Regions from separate parts of the Homo sapiens genome. Here region 2 is linked to region 1. Evidence: chromatin loops called from intact Hi-C (ENCODE). Cell type or tissue: PC-9. All regions are shown on one strand. Each heading gives the region's core, and the rest is flanking DNA. Links, peaks and the distances in the headings are about the cores only. Region 1 overlaps ZMYND8 (zinc finger MYND-type containing 8). Region 2 overlaps ZMYND8 (zinc finger MYND-type containing 8).

Region 1 (7,265 bases), core at 2,987-5,486:
AAGGGTTCAGGCCAAGAGAGGGCTTGGGTCTCCATGGACACAGTGAGGATGGTCCTCACGAAGGTCAGTCTGGAAGGCAATGCCAAGTGTGTCTCAGCAAGGTGCACATCACAGGACTCTCACAAGGCCGTGCAGTCTGTCCAGGAAAGACAGATGCTGCAGGACCCCTGCAGTGCAGTGGCAAGATCATAGCTCACTGCAGGCTCCACCTTCTGGGCTCAAGATATCCTCCCACCTCAGCCTCCCAAGTAGCTGGGTCTGCAGAGACAAGCCACCATGCCTGGGTTTTTTGCTTTTTTTTTTTTTTTTTTTTGTAGGAACGGGTGGGTCTTGCCACTTTGCCCAGGCTGGTCTTGAACTCCTGGGCTTAAGCTATCCTCCTGCCTCAGCCTCCCAAAATGCTGGGATTACAGGCGTGAGACACCATGCCCTTAAGGCTGTGTTCTTAAGGAGCCACTGCAAATTTAAAGGAGAGTGGGACAATCTGACTTGTGTTTTAGAAGGCGCCCATTAGAAGTTATACTAATATGTCAGAAAGCAAAGAAACCAGGGGGAAAGGGCCATTTCAAAGAGTACTATGTCCCTAGAGGGAAAAGGAAGACAGGCCACCAGTCGCTTTGCAGAGAACAGACACTTGAGCTGGGTAATAATCTCCAGGCACTGGATTAATGCTGAAAACAAAGCCATCCTCTCTCGCCGAAAGGCTGCTTTTACTTCAGTCTCTAGGATAGAAGTTCTACCCATCTGATAGAGCTAAATCATTTGTTCATTCAAAAAAATATTTATTATACGCTCACCAGCAGCAGGCAAGGTGGTAGTAAAACAGGATGAGCAAAAACAAAAGGCAGAACTCATCCTCATTTTGAGCCTTAAAATTGATGGGGAGTAAGGAGAGGAAGGCAAGGAGGGGACCTTCAAGGTATGGGCAAAGGCCCTGAGGCTTTGATGGATCTGCACAGTCAGTGTGGCTGGAGAAGAGAGAAGTGGAACACGGAGAGAAGTGGAACACAGAGAGAACGGAACACGGAGAGAATGGAACACAGAGAGAACAGAGACTAGCAAGATGGGCAGAGGCCAGCACAGGAGGGTTTTGCAATTATGAATCTAAAAGCCAAGGAGGAAACACTTAAGAGTTTAAAGTAGGAAGGGATAGCCAGGAAGATGTTCCTTTCAAAAGACTGGGAGGGTGCGGCAGATAGAGATAGTGAGAACAACTACGAGGCCACTGTAGTTCAATGGTGATAGGCTGGTTGAAGTGGAGTGACATTTAGGATACGATATTGTAAGAAAATGACACAAAAGGGCAAAGAACAGAAGAATGGGGAATGAGTCCATATCTCTGGGGGTGAAGATGTAAAATCTCTCATGGACATCTTGAGTTTGAGACGCCCATGAACAGGCAGGGAGGTCAGGTAGGCAGCTGACCCTCTGCACCATGACTCAGAAGCAATCTAGGTTGGAAACATAAATGTCTGAGTCATAAAGCTCCAGATGTGGGTAAGATCACCCAGAGAAGGAACGTGCTAGGCGAGACAAGGACAGGGCCAAGCTTTCAGCAACTCCAGCATTTAATGGCCAGAGAGAGGAGGAGAAGGTGCCAGGGAAACAGAAGGAAAATCAGCACTGCGGTGGCAAAGAAGGCAAAGGAAGAGAGAGTGTCCACAAGAATAATCAGCATCTCCAGTACTGCAGAGACAGCGCAGCAGATGAGGATGGAAAACCTCCCCTGGAAAAGGCAACACAGAGTCTCCAGGAAGCTCAGTGGGGATGTGAATGTGGAAGGTCAGGGTGGAAGCCACATTGGAGCTTGCAGGACAAAGACAGGAATACAGACGCTTCTAAGAAGTTTGGCTTGCTGGACGCGGTGGCTCACGCCTGTAATCCCAGCACTTTGGAAGGCTGAGGCAGGCAGATCATGAGGTCAGGAGTTCAAGACCAGCCTGACCAACATGGTGAAACCCCGTCTCTACTAAAAATACAAAAAGTGTAAAAAATACACTTTGGAAGGCTGAGGCAGGCGGATCACGAGGTCAGGAGTTCAAGACCAGCCTGACCAACATGGTGAAACCCCGTCTCTACTAAAAATACAAAAATTAGCCGAGCATGGTGACGTGCGCCTATAATCCCAGCTACTCAGGAGGCTGAGACATGAGAATCATTTGAACCCGGGAGGCAGAGGTTGTAGTGAGCCAAAATTGTGCCACTGCACTCCAGCCTGGGCAATATAGTGAGACTCAATCTCAAAAAAAAAATAAGTTTGGCTTTGAAGAAGAGGACAGAAATACAGCAGTTGCTAGTAGGAAAGATGTGGGGGTCAAGACAGCAGAGAGGGGAGACAAGTGCCTTTAAAAGTCTGTGACTCCAAGCATGGTGGATCACACCTATAATCCCAGTACGTTGGCAGGCCAAGGCAGGAGGATCACTTGAGCCCATGAGTTGGAGACCAGCCTGGGCAACATAGCAAGACTCTGTCGCTACAAAAAATTAAAGAATTAGTCAGGCATGGTGGCATGTACAGGTAGTCCCAGCTACTCAAGAGGCTGAGATGGGAGGATTGCTTGAGCCCAGAAGTTCATGGCTGCAGTGAGCGAGGATCATGCCACTGCACTCCCGTCTGGGGAACAGAGCAAGCCCCTATCTCAAAAAAATAAATAAAGACAACACAAAAAATTTAAATGTGTATATTCTTCAAAAGGTTAATAGTTACCCTATGACCCCACAATTTCACTCCTAAATCTATACCCAAGAGAAATGATGTGTCGTGTCTGCACAAAAACTCAGACATGAACACTCACCGCAGCATTATCCCTACTAGCCAGAAAGTGGACACAACTCAAACGTCCATCAACACATACATAGATAAACAAAGTGTAGCATATCCATCCAATGCAGCATTATTCAGTCATAAAAGGAAATGAACTACAGACCCTCCTCAACTCACGATGGAGTTACAGATGATAAACCCATAAAATGTAAGTACCAGAAGTCAAAAATGAGGTCACACACAGTGGCTCATGCCTGTAATCCCAACACTTCAGGAGACTAAGGCCAGAGGATCACTTGAGCCCAAGAGTTCCAGACCAGCCTAGGCAACACAGTGAGACCCCTGGGTCTACAAAACATATATATATGAGAGAGAGAGAGATAAAAAAACACAAATGCATTTAAGCCAGACATAGTGGTACACTCCTGTAGTCCCAGCTACACCAGAGGATCCCTTGAGGACACCATTGCACTCCAGCCTGGGCAACATCGTGAGACCCCATCAGAAAGTAAGGCAGGCAGCACTTTGAGAGACTGAGGGAGGCAGATCACTTGAGGTCAGGAGTTCAAGACCAGCCTGGCCAACAGGTGAAACCCCGTCTCTACTAAAAATACATGGCAGGGCACAGTGGCTCTCATCTGTAATCCCAACACTTTGGGAGGCCGAGGCAGGTGGATCACATCAAGAGATTGAGACCATCCTGGCCAACATGGTGAAACCTCGTCTCTACTAAACATACAAAAATTAGCTGGGCGTGGTGGCACATGCCTGTAGTCCCAGCTCCTCGGGAGACTAAGGCAGGAGAATCGCTTGAACCTGGGAGGCAAAGGTTGCAGTGACACGAGATAGTGCCACTGCACTCTAGCCTGGTGACAGAGCGAGACTCCGTCTCAAAAAAAAAAAAAAAAAAAAAAAAAAAAAAAACATTAGCTGGGCGTGATGGTGCTCACCTCTAGTCCCAGCTACTCAGGAGGCTGAGGCAGGAGAATCGCTTGAACCAGGAAGCAGAGGGGTGCAGTGAGCTGAGATAGTGCCACTGCACTCCAGCCTGGGTGACAAAGTGAGACTCCATCTCAAAAAAAAAAGAAAAAAAAGGAAATTAAGAAAGGGAAGGAGGGAGGAATGAATAAATGAATAAATAAATAAATAAGCATCGAATATACATAACCTAGGGAACATCATAGCTTAGCCTAGCCTACCTTAAATGTGCTCAGAACACTTAGAGTTAGGCAAAATCATCTAATGCGAAGCCTATTGTATAATAGTGTTGACTCTCTCATGTAATTTATGGAATACCATAATGAAAGTGAAAACAGAATGGTCGTATAGATTGTTTGTTTACCCTCGTGATCATGTGGCTGACTGGGAGGTGCCTGGCACCCCAAGAGAGTCTCATACTGATGCTAGCCAGAGAAAAGATCAAAAATCCAAAATGCCAAGTACTGTTTGTACTGAACTGTCACTTCCGCACCACTATAAGTCAGGAACTGTCTGTACTGATGATCTATGCTACAAGAATGTGGATGAGCCTTGAAAACATTATTCTAAGTGAACGAACTCAGACCAAAAGGTCACATACTGTATGATTCCATTTATATGAAATGTCTAGCATAAGCAAATCCACAGGCACAGAAAGTAGACTGGTACTTGCCAGGCACAGGGGTAACGGGGGAATGGGAAGTGACTGCTAATGAGTATGAAGTTTCTTATTGGGGGTGATGAAAATCTACAACTGATTGTGCTGTTGGCTGCACAACTCTGTGAAAAAAAAAAATATATATATATATATATATATTTTAGGCAGTCTTGCTCTGTCACCCGGGCTGGAGTACAGTGGCACGATCTTGGCTCACTGCAACCTCCACGTCCCACGTTCAAGCAATTCTCCCGCCTCAGCCTGCTGAGTAGCTGGGATTACAGGCACACGCCACCACACTCAGCTAATTTTTTGTATTTTTAGTGGAGACAGGGTTTCACCATGTTGGCCAGGCTGGTCGGAACTCCTGACCTCAGGTGATCCACCCGCCTCGGCCTCCCAAAGTGCTGGGATTACAGGCGTCAGCCACCACACCCGGTCTCCGTGAAAATATATTAAAAACCATCAAACTATTCACTTTAAATGGAGAACTGGGCCCAGGAGTGGTGGCTCACACCAGCAATCCCAGCACTTTGGGAGGCCAAGACAGGAGGATCGCTTGAGCCCAGGAGTTCAAGACCAGCCTGGGCAACATAGTGAAACCTCATCTCTACAAAAAAATATAAACATTAGCCAGGGGTGGTAGTGCACACCTGTAGTCCCAGCTACTCGGGAGGCTGCAGTGGGAGGACTGCTTGAGCCAGGAAATCAAAGCTGCAGTGAGCCGAGATCGTCCCACTGCACTCCAGCTTGGGCGACAGAGAGAGACCCTGTCTCAAACAAACAAACAAAAAAAAAGGAGAATTGTATGGTATGTGAATTATATGTCAATAAAGGTATTTTTTTTTTAAGTCTATAAAGCGCTGGATCTCTAGGTTCCCAGGAAAGCCCAGGATAGGTGAGGGGAGTCACAGGAAGTTGAAGGGGGCTTATTATCATTCCACTCACCCTCACCCCCCCACAGCCATGACACCTGGTCTTTCCAAACTGATCACCTCAAGTCATCGGTAAAGGATCCACTATCAATAGAGAACAATGAAGGAATGACGACTTTAATAAGGCAATAAAAAGTACCCAGATCTCTAAAAGGCCTCAGCCCTGATATGCTTATTCTACAGGCATTTAGAGAGGAAAAAGAAGAGATGGTTCTTTTTAAACTAAGCTTGAAACGGTCGATTTTAGATCACAGTCTTCTAGAATAATAATAGTCACACAAACATATAACGTGGGTCATGCTTCAAAAATGGGGCAAACACAAGGTTTGCATGAGTGAACCACAAAGCTAAATTGCACAGACACTGCCGACAGGATTCCATGAACAGATGCACAGTAGAGACGATGCTGGCCAAGAGAAGGTAGAAGATTTCTCATTTGCAAAACCATAATCAGACATCTTCAGAGTTCTGGGATATTTTAGACCTTGTTAGGAGAGGAACAATCTGGTAGTCATCTAACTCACAAATAAATTCTTTCCACTGCACAGTACACGGATGGCACTTCTTGGGCTGTCAGAGATAGAGAGGAGCCAAAATACGGTTAAAAATACTGATGCTCATTTTTTGAAAGAAAAATTCTCAGCACTTCTGCATCGCGCTGTGATTTAAAAGTGTTTGTGGTTATATTTTCTGAAAGAGTTTCCTTGAAAAATGACAGAAGGTCTCTATCTCACAGCCGTCCTCATAAACAATCCCTTTGTGAAAGTCTTAATTTACATACAACAGTGAGAACAAGGATCCTGTGCTAATTAAGGTCTGGGGCTGGTTAGCAAATTGCTATAATTGTACATTCTCTAGCATCCTGTCTCTGAAAACACATCCATACCCCCAGCAAATCTCAGCAAGAATGATACTGTTCAAGATTTTAATATCCTGGGCTTCCGCTGCATCTGTGCGTGTTTCCAAGTCGTTCATTCCCTTGTGCCGGTGACATTACACAGACATTTTTAAAAATGGTTTCAGCTTTGGCAGGCTGGCATCCACACACCACAAGCACTACCACAAAACGCACACATGGCAGGATCAAGACGCAAGCAGCCCAAACAGGGGAGCCTTTGTATGGAGACGTGAATTCAACCCGCGGAGTACATCATTTCTCAGGCTGCAAATCCCTGGCCTTCAAGGCGCTTGTTCTGACTCACGCATGGTGAGGCCAAATTCTGCAATGAATTGTGCCTTGGCCAGTCTCGCACAGGGAATGCAAAATGACAGCCCTCGGCTTCTTCTGACCCGGAAATGCGTTTTGTTGGGTTCACGCATGATCTTTAGAGAAGCCAGTCTACACAGACCACATTTCTAAATGAGGCAGTTTTACAGGGGAAAAGAAAATCCCAGCTGGCCACAGCGGATGAGCCATATTCCTGCTGGTCAGCAATCAGATGGAGGCACCCTCCCCACTTTGGCACACTCTCCCATTCACCAAAGCTCCCCTTCCCCCTGCATCCCCAGATGCCAGCCACAATCACTGATCTACCTGCTGGGCCCTTCAGGCATTTGACTTGCAACCCTTGGAATACAGGTCATGGTTAAGTACAAAGGTTTAAAATCTAGGGACATTAAACACTCTTATCAAAAAAAAAAAAAAAGGTTTAAAAATCAAAGGGCCAGCCAGGCACGGTGGCTCACGCCTGTAATCCCAGCACTTTGGGAGGCCAAGGCGGGTGGATCACCTGAGGTCAGGAATTCGAGACCAGCCTGGCCAACACAGTGAAACCCTGTCTCTACTAAAAATACAAAAATTAGCCGGGCGTGGTGGCAGGCGCCTGTAACCCCAGCTACACCGGAGGCTGAGACACGAGAATCAATTGAATCCAGGAGGCGGAGGCTGCAGTAAGCCGAGATAGGCACTCCAGCCTGGGTGATGGAGGGA
Region 2 (7,265 bases), core at 2,320-4,819, 51 kb before region 1:
ATCCCAAGACCTCCAAAGTTGTTTCTCTACCACTGTGGAAGGTCCTGAACAACTCCCTCCAGGGGATCCCCTCTCCCAAAACAAGCCCAACAACACGGTGCACTCCCTTAAAGCAGGTGCTGAGAGGGGCTTCGAAACTGGTGACCATCAGACCCATGCTGCTTTCTTTTTCACAAACAGAAGGGGGCCAGCTTCCACGACAGCTCTCATCCAGAACCAAGACCTAAACACACAAATGGTTTTGGGAAACAGCTTCTGCACACAGAGCTGGCCAACTCACACGCCGTCCTTCATGCTCTGTAAGCCACCTTCAGTCGCTGTCTGACGGGTGAGAGATGGAGGTCCCTGCAGAGCAGTCACAGCTGAGAGACTACAGCCATCAACCATAAGGGTCTGGGAATATTGGGTGCAAGGGGGTAGGTATTATTTTTTCCCATCCTGCCTGTGTCCTAAGTATATCTACTCATACTGTATTACTGTATCAACCTATAGAGTAAGAATCTCAAATCATCAAGATGGTTCACATTTGTCATGCTCTGATGAAGAGGAGGGATGTACAGCCTGTCACCAATTCCTCCTGCTCTTCAAATAAAAAACAAACTCCTGCCTACCCCTCTGACTCCAGCTGTGAGCATCCTCTCCTCCCCGACCCTGTTTAAACCCCACTATTCTCCCAGCATTTCCTGAACCCTCTCAGCCTCAGCCCTTCCCCTCCCGACCTCTGCTCTTCCTGGTCCCTCATCCCAGATCTTCACACCAGGCCCCCACCACTACCTCCTGACCTGAGATTATCTTGCCTATTAGTTCACTTGTGTATCATCCTTCTTCCCCGCTAGGATGTCAGCCTTCACATGGGCAGAAACATTTGAATCACCAGCTTCCACTACACAGGCTGGCACGCAGCAGTCATCAAATATGTATTTCTTTGAATGAAGGAATACAGGAATTAAAGTCAAGGTGCAATACTTCCTACCAAATCCAGCACCATCTCAATAATTTCCATTTTGTCTTCTGACAGTGGACCATTGGGATTCCTAGTAAATGAGTTTGCAAATGACTTGGGAATTCACTCTTTTGGTCTGCAAGACGACTAGCAAAATTTAACAGGGGAAACCAATTTTCAGCTTCTGGACACTCTGTGTGTGTACATAATTTGTAGTATATATATTTTAAGTAGTCTCGCTACATACTAACACGCTTTCTCAAACTGATTGGTAGGGCTTCAAAAGGGTCTTTGCCTTACTTAATCATAACTTGATAAAAGAGAACTAAGATATTAACCGCTGCTCATCTCTGCCTACCTGTTGTTCTCAAGCACACAGCAGGCTCTGCTCTACAGGGAACTGCTATTAGCTGGAATAATTCACTCTGCCGTGTACGGAGGGAAAGGGGAGGGCAGGAAGGCTGGGAGGGAGGGCTCACACCTGTCAAAACAGCAACCCCTTATAACTTCCCACTGTAGCTTCAGAGAAAAGGGAACAGGAGAGAACTACTCAGCATGATGATAAGAGATTCATTTACTGGCAATCTAGGAAACTACTTCTATTCTTTGAAAGAATGATTTGGAAAGCAGTTTCCATGGAGGTTTAATTTACTTCAGAAACCCCCTCCCAAAAAATCAAACCAAAACAAAAAAGAACAGCAGCACTTCAAACAGCCACAGAACCCATTCCAATGTTGGTTTCATCAACAGACCCAGTAAAGTAAGATGATTTTCTAACACACCTGAGAAAACTGTAGCCCACGCCATTACCAAGCTTAACATACCACAGGAAATTTATTTCAACAACAAGATCAATGGTTGGTATCATGACAATAATGAGAATAATAGCTGCAGCCTCCACTTCTTTTCTTATCTCATAACAGTATCAAAGTTCAGTGAAAGCTACATGTTCCAAGCCTGTTATTAACTCCCACCTGTCATGTTGTCCAAAGAATCGGGCATCGACCTGCCCGTCTTTATCCCTTAGAGCTTTTGCAGGCCAGAATGGAAACCCCTTCAGTTTGGCCCAGACCAAAGGATGTGGATTGCTCTAGGAAAAGAAAAACAAGATCCAGAGTTTGTACATATTTGACAGCAAGATACTCACTAAAGTTTGGTATGTGAGGATGAAGCAGGACTGTGGGACACAGGCCATGAGTGGAAAAAGAGTTTCAAGCAGGGTCGGCCTGTGTGGTATTCCCTAAAAGGTATGTGGCCAAGACACCTGGACAAAACTGCAAATGGAGTTAAATGGTGAAATCAAAAGCTGAATGAAGTCCAGGCATGGTGGCTCACGCCTGTAATCCCAGCACTTTGGAAAGCCAATGCGGGTGGATCACCTGAGGTCAGGAGTTCGAGACCAGCCTGGCCAACATGGTGAAATCCCATCTCTACTAAAAACAGAAACATTAACCAGGCGTGGTGGCACACGCCTGTAGTCCCAGTTACTCAAGAGGCTGAGGCAGGAGAATCACTTGAACGCAGGAGGTGGAGGTTGCAGTGAGTCAAATCACGCCACTGCACTCCAGCCAGGGCGACAGATCGAAACTCCATCTCAAAAAAAAAAAAACAAAAAAAAGAAAGATGAGAAAACCAGGGTTGGATTCTAGCTGTACCATTATTATCTGGGCAGGCACGAGCAAGACATTTCACCTTTCTGTGCAACATACACAGAGACAATGACACCAATACCTTCTGTTTTTGGATTAAATGTGCATCATACCTAGCATCTAATAAGGGGCAGTATTTTGCTACCTTTATTCTTTATTGAAGGCTTAGCTATTCCGGTGTTAATCTCCAAAAGCACGAAGAGATGCAAAGTATATTTTCTCAACTTTCCTTGCCTAATCTTGCCTCCAAACCCACTCCAACCCACCAACCCCACCCCCAACACACACACCAGTGCAGCCCAACAATGTACTTCTCTCTGCAGAACCCCAGCTTGGAGAAGGCAGATCCACAGGGAAACTAGGGTGACTTTATTTCCCCCAAGAATCATGTTTTGGAGGGACTATGGAGTTAATCCAGGGAAGTATTTTCAAACCTCTTAAAATAGAACCAACATGATTTGTAAATCCACACTGATTTAAGCTCATCTTATTATCTGAAAAGCTTTGCTGCATCCCACATCTCTGATGAGCTCTCTTTTATGCTGCACCTTGCAGTCTGCCCAGGCTAATCAACCCAGGAAGCCATGATGCTATCTCTGGCACATGAACTTTCAGCCTAAGAGGTTTATCCTACCTGGATTACTTTCCTTCTGCCATAATTTTATCAGCAAAAAATTATCTTAAAACTCCATCCAAAGTTTCATCTAATAAGCCACCTGGAAAAAGCTGTCTCAGGGTAGTCATCCAAGGCACAGGGTTCAGTAAATGAAATAAGCAAAGTAAATCCAACTTACACAAGGCTCACAAAACCAGTTATCTCGTTTTTGGCAAGCAGCTAGATAACATTCTGGACATACTTCGATTTCATTCATCTGTAAAGCAAAAATACATTAGAATGTGTCACCCCAGGGGTGGATATCTTGTGGACCTCAATCAATGCTTGATGATTTTGAAGGTTAAGATGTTTTAAAGTCCCATAGAGGGAACACCTTGGAGATGAATCCAACCACTATGTATCGCTCCCAATGCTTCCACCCAGTCCAAGCCACCGTCCTTTCTCTCTGGACCAATGCAACAGCTAACTCCCCACGTCACCCACTTCCACTTTTACCCCCATTATAGACATTCCCTGCAGAGCAGCCACAGCCACCATTTTTTTTTTTTCCTCCAGAGTCTCACTCTGCTGCCCAGGCTGGAGTGCAGTGGCCCGATCTGGGCTCATTGCAACTTTCGCTTCCTGCGTTCAAGCAATTCTCGTGCCTCAGCCTCCCAAGTAGCAGAGATTACAGGCGTGCATCACCACGCCCAGCTAATTTTTGTATTTTTAGTAGAGACAGGGTTTTGCCATGTTAGCCAGGCTGGTCTCAAACTCCTGGCCTCAAGCGATCCACCCGTCTCAGCCTCCCAAACTGCTAGGATTACAGGTGTGAGCCACCATGCCCAACCCAGAGCCACCTTTTATAGACATAAATCTGTTCTTGTCCTTCCCCTGCTTAAAAGCCCCCAGTGACTTCCCATTATACCCAGTAGTTCTCTGTCAGAGCACTTTAACCATTCCCCCCACCCACAGGGATCACATAGCAATGTCTAGAGGCATTTTTGATTGTCACAAGTAGCCCAAAGGAGGGATGCGGGACTACTGAAATCTAAGATGTACACAATAGTCCCTGCAACAAAGAATTCTCCAGCCCTAAGTGTCAGCAGTACCAAGCTGAGAAACTAACAATGAAGTCTAATGACCTGACAGGTTCCCTCAAAGCCACATGTGATCTGGCCCCAGCCCACCTGTCTCGGCTCACCTTGCAGCAGTTCCGCTCCCCAACCCCTTCCAGCCACTCTGGCCTGCTCTGCTTGCCAAGCTCAATTCTATGTCCAGAGTAGCTAATTAATACCATGTTGCCCTATTTCAGCTCCACTGACGACAATCCGAAAATTCAATTAACTTATTTATTGTCCTTTTCTCTCATAAGAAAGTACATTCCCCTAGAATAACATTGTAGCTTAGAGCCAAAGATCCCAGAAGCTCCCTTCTTGGATCTCAAGTCAGACTCCACCATTTACTAGCTCTGTGACTTTAGGGTAAGCTGCTTCTCTTCTCAGAGCCCCCATATGTTGATCTATTGAAGAGAAAAAAAAGCAGCACCCACCACAAAGGGCTGTTATAAGAAATTAAATGAGATAAATGTAAAGTGCTTCAAGTGACAGAGTAATCAATATTGCCCATTAACATTTACTGAAGACTTAGAGTGTGCTGGTATCATTCTAAGAATTCTGTAAGTATTAACTCATTGTATTCCTTACACCTCATGAGATTAAAAAAAAAATGAGGCCCCAAAAAGTTTAGTAACCTGCCCAAGGTCTTACAGCAACAAAGTGGCATGGTCAGGATTTGAACCCAGGTAGTCGGGCTCCAAAGCCCATGCAGGTCACCACTGCACTGATATTTGTTATTCCTTTCTACCACTATCTGCCTTATTCTTCTCTTTAACTCTTATCATGCAAGGTGCCACATATTTAACAGGTGCTCAATAATTATAAGACTAACAGATTTCACAGGTCAGCGAGTAAGTAAGCGAATGAATGTGCAAACAAATGCATGGATGGCAGAGTGCACCTCCTGCTTCTAAGCCCACTCTACTTCTGAGCTATTCCAAAGGAACATATCCAAAACAGCCTGTATGACTTTCTTCAAGGAAATGCAAACTAAAATCACAGTAAGATGCCTACCGTTTTTACAGATCACATCGTTGGGGCAGGGGGGCACATATTTACATATAGTTTTGTAATTACAACTCCCAATATTGGAAAGGACATAGCCTCATTGTAACTGGAACATCTGACATGTTCACAGCCTCATAGTAGTTTTATTCCTAAAAATTAAACTAAGGAAATCATCAAATGCGCAATGATATTCATCACCTTGTTACTTAAGATGCTGATAAAACTGGGTACTATTTAATGACAAGAGGAGTAATTAAATGAATGTCCATGTGTTGTATGTAATACTATACAGCCATGAAAAATTCTGTTCTTCCTACGAGTTTAATTACCTAGGAAACAGAGAAAATACATAAAATAAACTAAGTGAGAAAGCAGTTTATAAAACTCTCTCTACATAAATATACAGACATAAGCCGGGCTTGGTGGCTGAGGCCTATATTCCCAGCGTCTTTGGAGGCTGAGGCAGAAGGATCGCCTGAGCCCAGGAGTTTGAGACCAGCCTGGGCAACATGGCAAAACCCCATTTCTACAAAAAAAATAATAATAATTAATTTAAAAAGAAATAGCCAGGCTAATTAATTAGCTGGGTGTGATGGTGCACCCAGTCCATGTTGAGACCCTGCCTCAAAAAATACATAGATAACTATATCTATATATAGATATAAATTTATAAGGATAGATTTTTTTTTTTTTTCTCGGAGACAGAGTCTCACTCTATCACCCAGTCTGGAGTGTAGTGGTGCTATCTTGGCTCACTGCAACCTCTGCCTCCCAGGTTCAAGCAATTCTTCTGCCTCAGCCTCTCAGTTTAGCTAGGATTACAGGCATGTTCCACCATACCCAGCTAATTTTTGTATTTTTAGTGGAGACGGGGTTTTGCCATGTTGGCCAGGCTGGTCTTGAACTCCTGGACTCAAGTGATCTCCCTGCCTCAGCCTCCCAAAGTGCTGGGATTACAGGTGTGAGCCACTGCACCTGGCCAGGTATCTATCTATCTATCATCTATCTATCTATCTGGATATATCTAGATCTAGATCTATATATCCATATATAAAAAGACATGGATGGGTCCCAGTGCTATCTGAACAGTTTTTCTTTATGAATGAATGGGAGCACACTGACAGGTTGAAGGTCATTCCATCTCATTTTTTTATTCTCACAATGAGATCTAATAAAGAAAAGCTCCCTCATACCATTTTGGCTGCCAGCCTGTCCCACAACCACCAGAGCCTCACAGCTCACACGCCTAAGAGGTCTGTTCCATCCACGCCATCACAATTATGGGCATTTGCAAGAAAACAGGTTCTCCTGGACACCTGGGCCACTCTCCCAGAAGCAGTCAAGGCCATGCCCCCAGATATCAAATCCTCTTCTGCAAGAGGACCAAAAGGGACCTGAAACAATACCAGGCTGTGGGGCCAAGGTCAGAAATTACGAATTCTATCTAGGCAATCAGGAAAAGACAGGAGGCCCGGTGCTTACTGGTGACTCAAGGGTAAAAAACAAAAAATCCTTTCCATCTCCCTTAGATCATTGCTACAGTAAGGGTGTTTTATAATATACTCGGGCCCCTCTTTGTTCTTTTTACTTTCCTTGAAGAGTAGGGGTGTGGCCTCAACAAATTCCAAAATCACCTCGGCTACCTAATAGGAGATTCTGCAAATGGAAACTTCAGCTGCCCCATCCCCTCCTTCTGGGTGCATCTAAAACAGGACAGTGGGAAACACATACCTCATGTTCACAGATTTTGATGACTACTTTCGCTATTTGCGTCAATTTGTGATTTCCTAAGGGAATAAGAAAACAGGATTAATTCTAATGGAAATACCGCAACACCGGGCCTGGGGACTTTACTTCCGCTAACAATGTGTTTACTTGCTTTTCCCCCAGGATTAAGCTTTTAAAGGCTAAAACCAGAGGTTCCTGGCTTCTAATAGTAATTCACATTATGT

What was found. Hi-C counts contacts between places; a loop is a spot of excess contacts. Peaks named below come from ENCODE experiments on the same cell type or tissue, not always from the same donor. Only the 100,000 strongest peaks of a DNase experiment are listed, where the experiment ranks them.
Region 2: it touches region 1 in a loop (9-fold over the local background); 8 of 110 quality-filtered maps call a loop at or near these places.

The regions. Positions count from the first base shown.
Region 1 is chr20:47,330,069-47,337,333 of GRCh38, forward strand. All of the region lies in intron 2 of ZMYND8 (zinc finger MYND-type containing 8), which reads right to left. Among named protein-coding and RNA genes, the nearest start is that of ZMYND8, 23 kb to the right of the region's middle. RefSeq lists enhancers at 1,176-1,676, 5,634-6,473, 6,474-7,265. In PC-9, for the core only: no CTCF peak of the experiment used is centred there; a DNase peak (open chromatin) is centred at 4,273; H3K4me3 peaks cover 548 bases; H3K27ac peaks cover 2,500 bases.
Region 2 is chr20:47,280,185-47,287,449 of GRCh38, forward strand. ZMYND8 (zinc finger MYND-type containing 8) reads right to left here. Exons shown (of 23, transcript NM_001281775.3): 8 at 7,045-7,100; 9 at 3,387-3,464; 10 at 1,918-2,033. Among named protein-coding and RNA genes, the nearest start is that of ZMYND8, 73 kb to the right of the region's middle. RefSeq lists a silencer at 1,281-1,575. In PC-9, for the core only: no CTCF peak of the experiment used is centred there; a DNase peak (open chromatin) is centred at 3,437.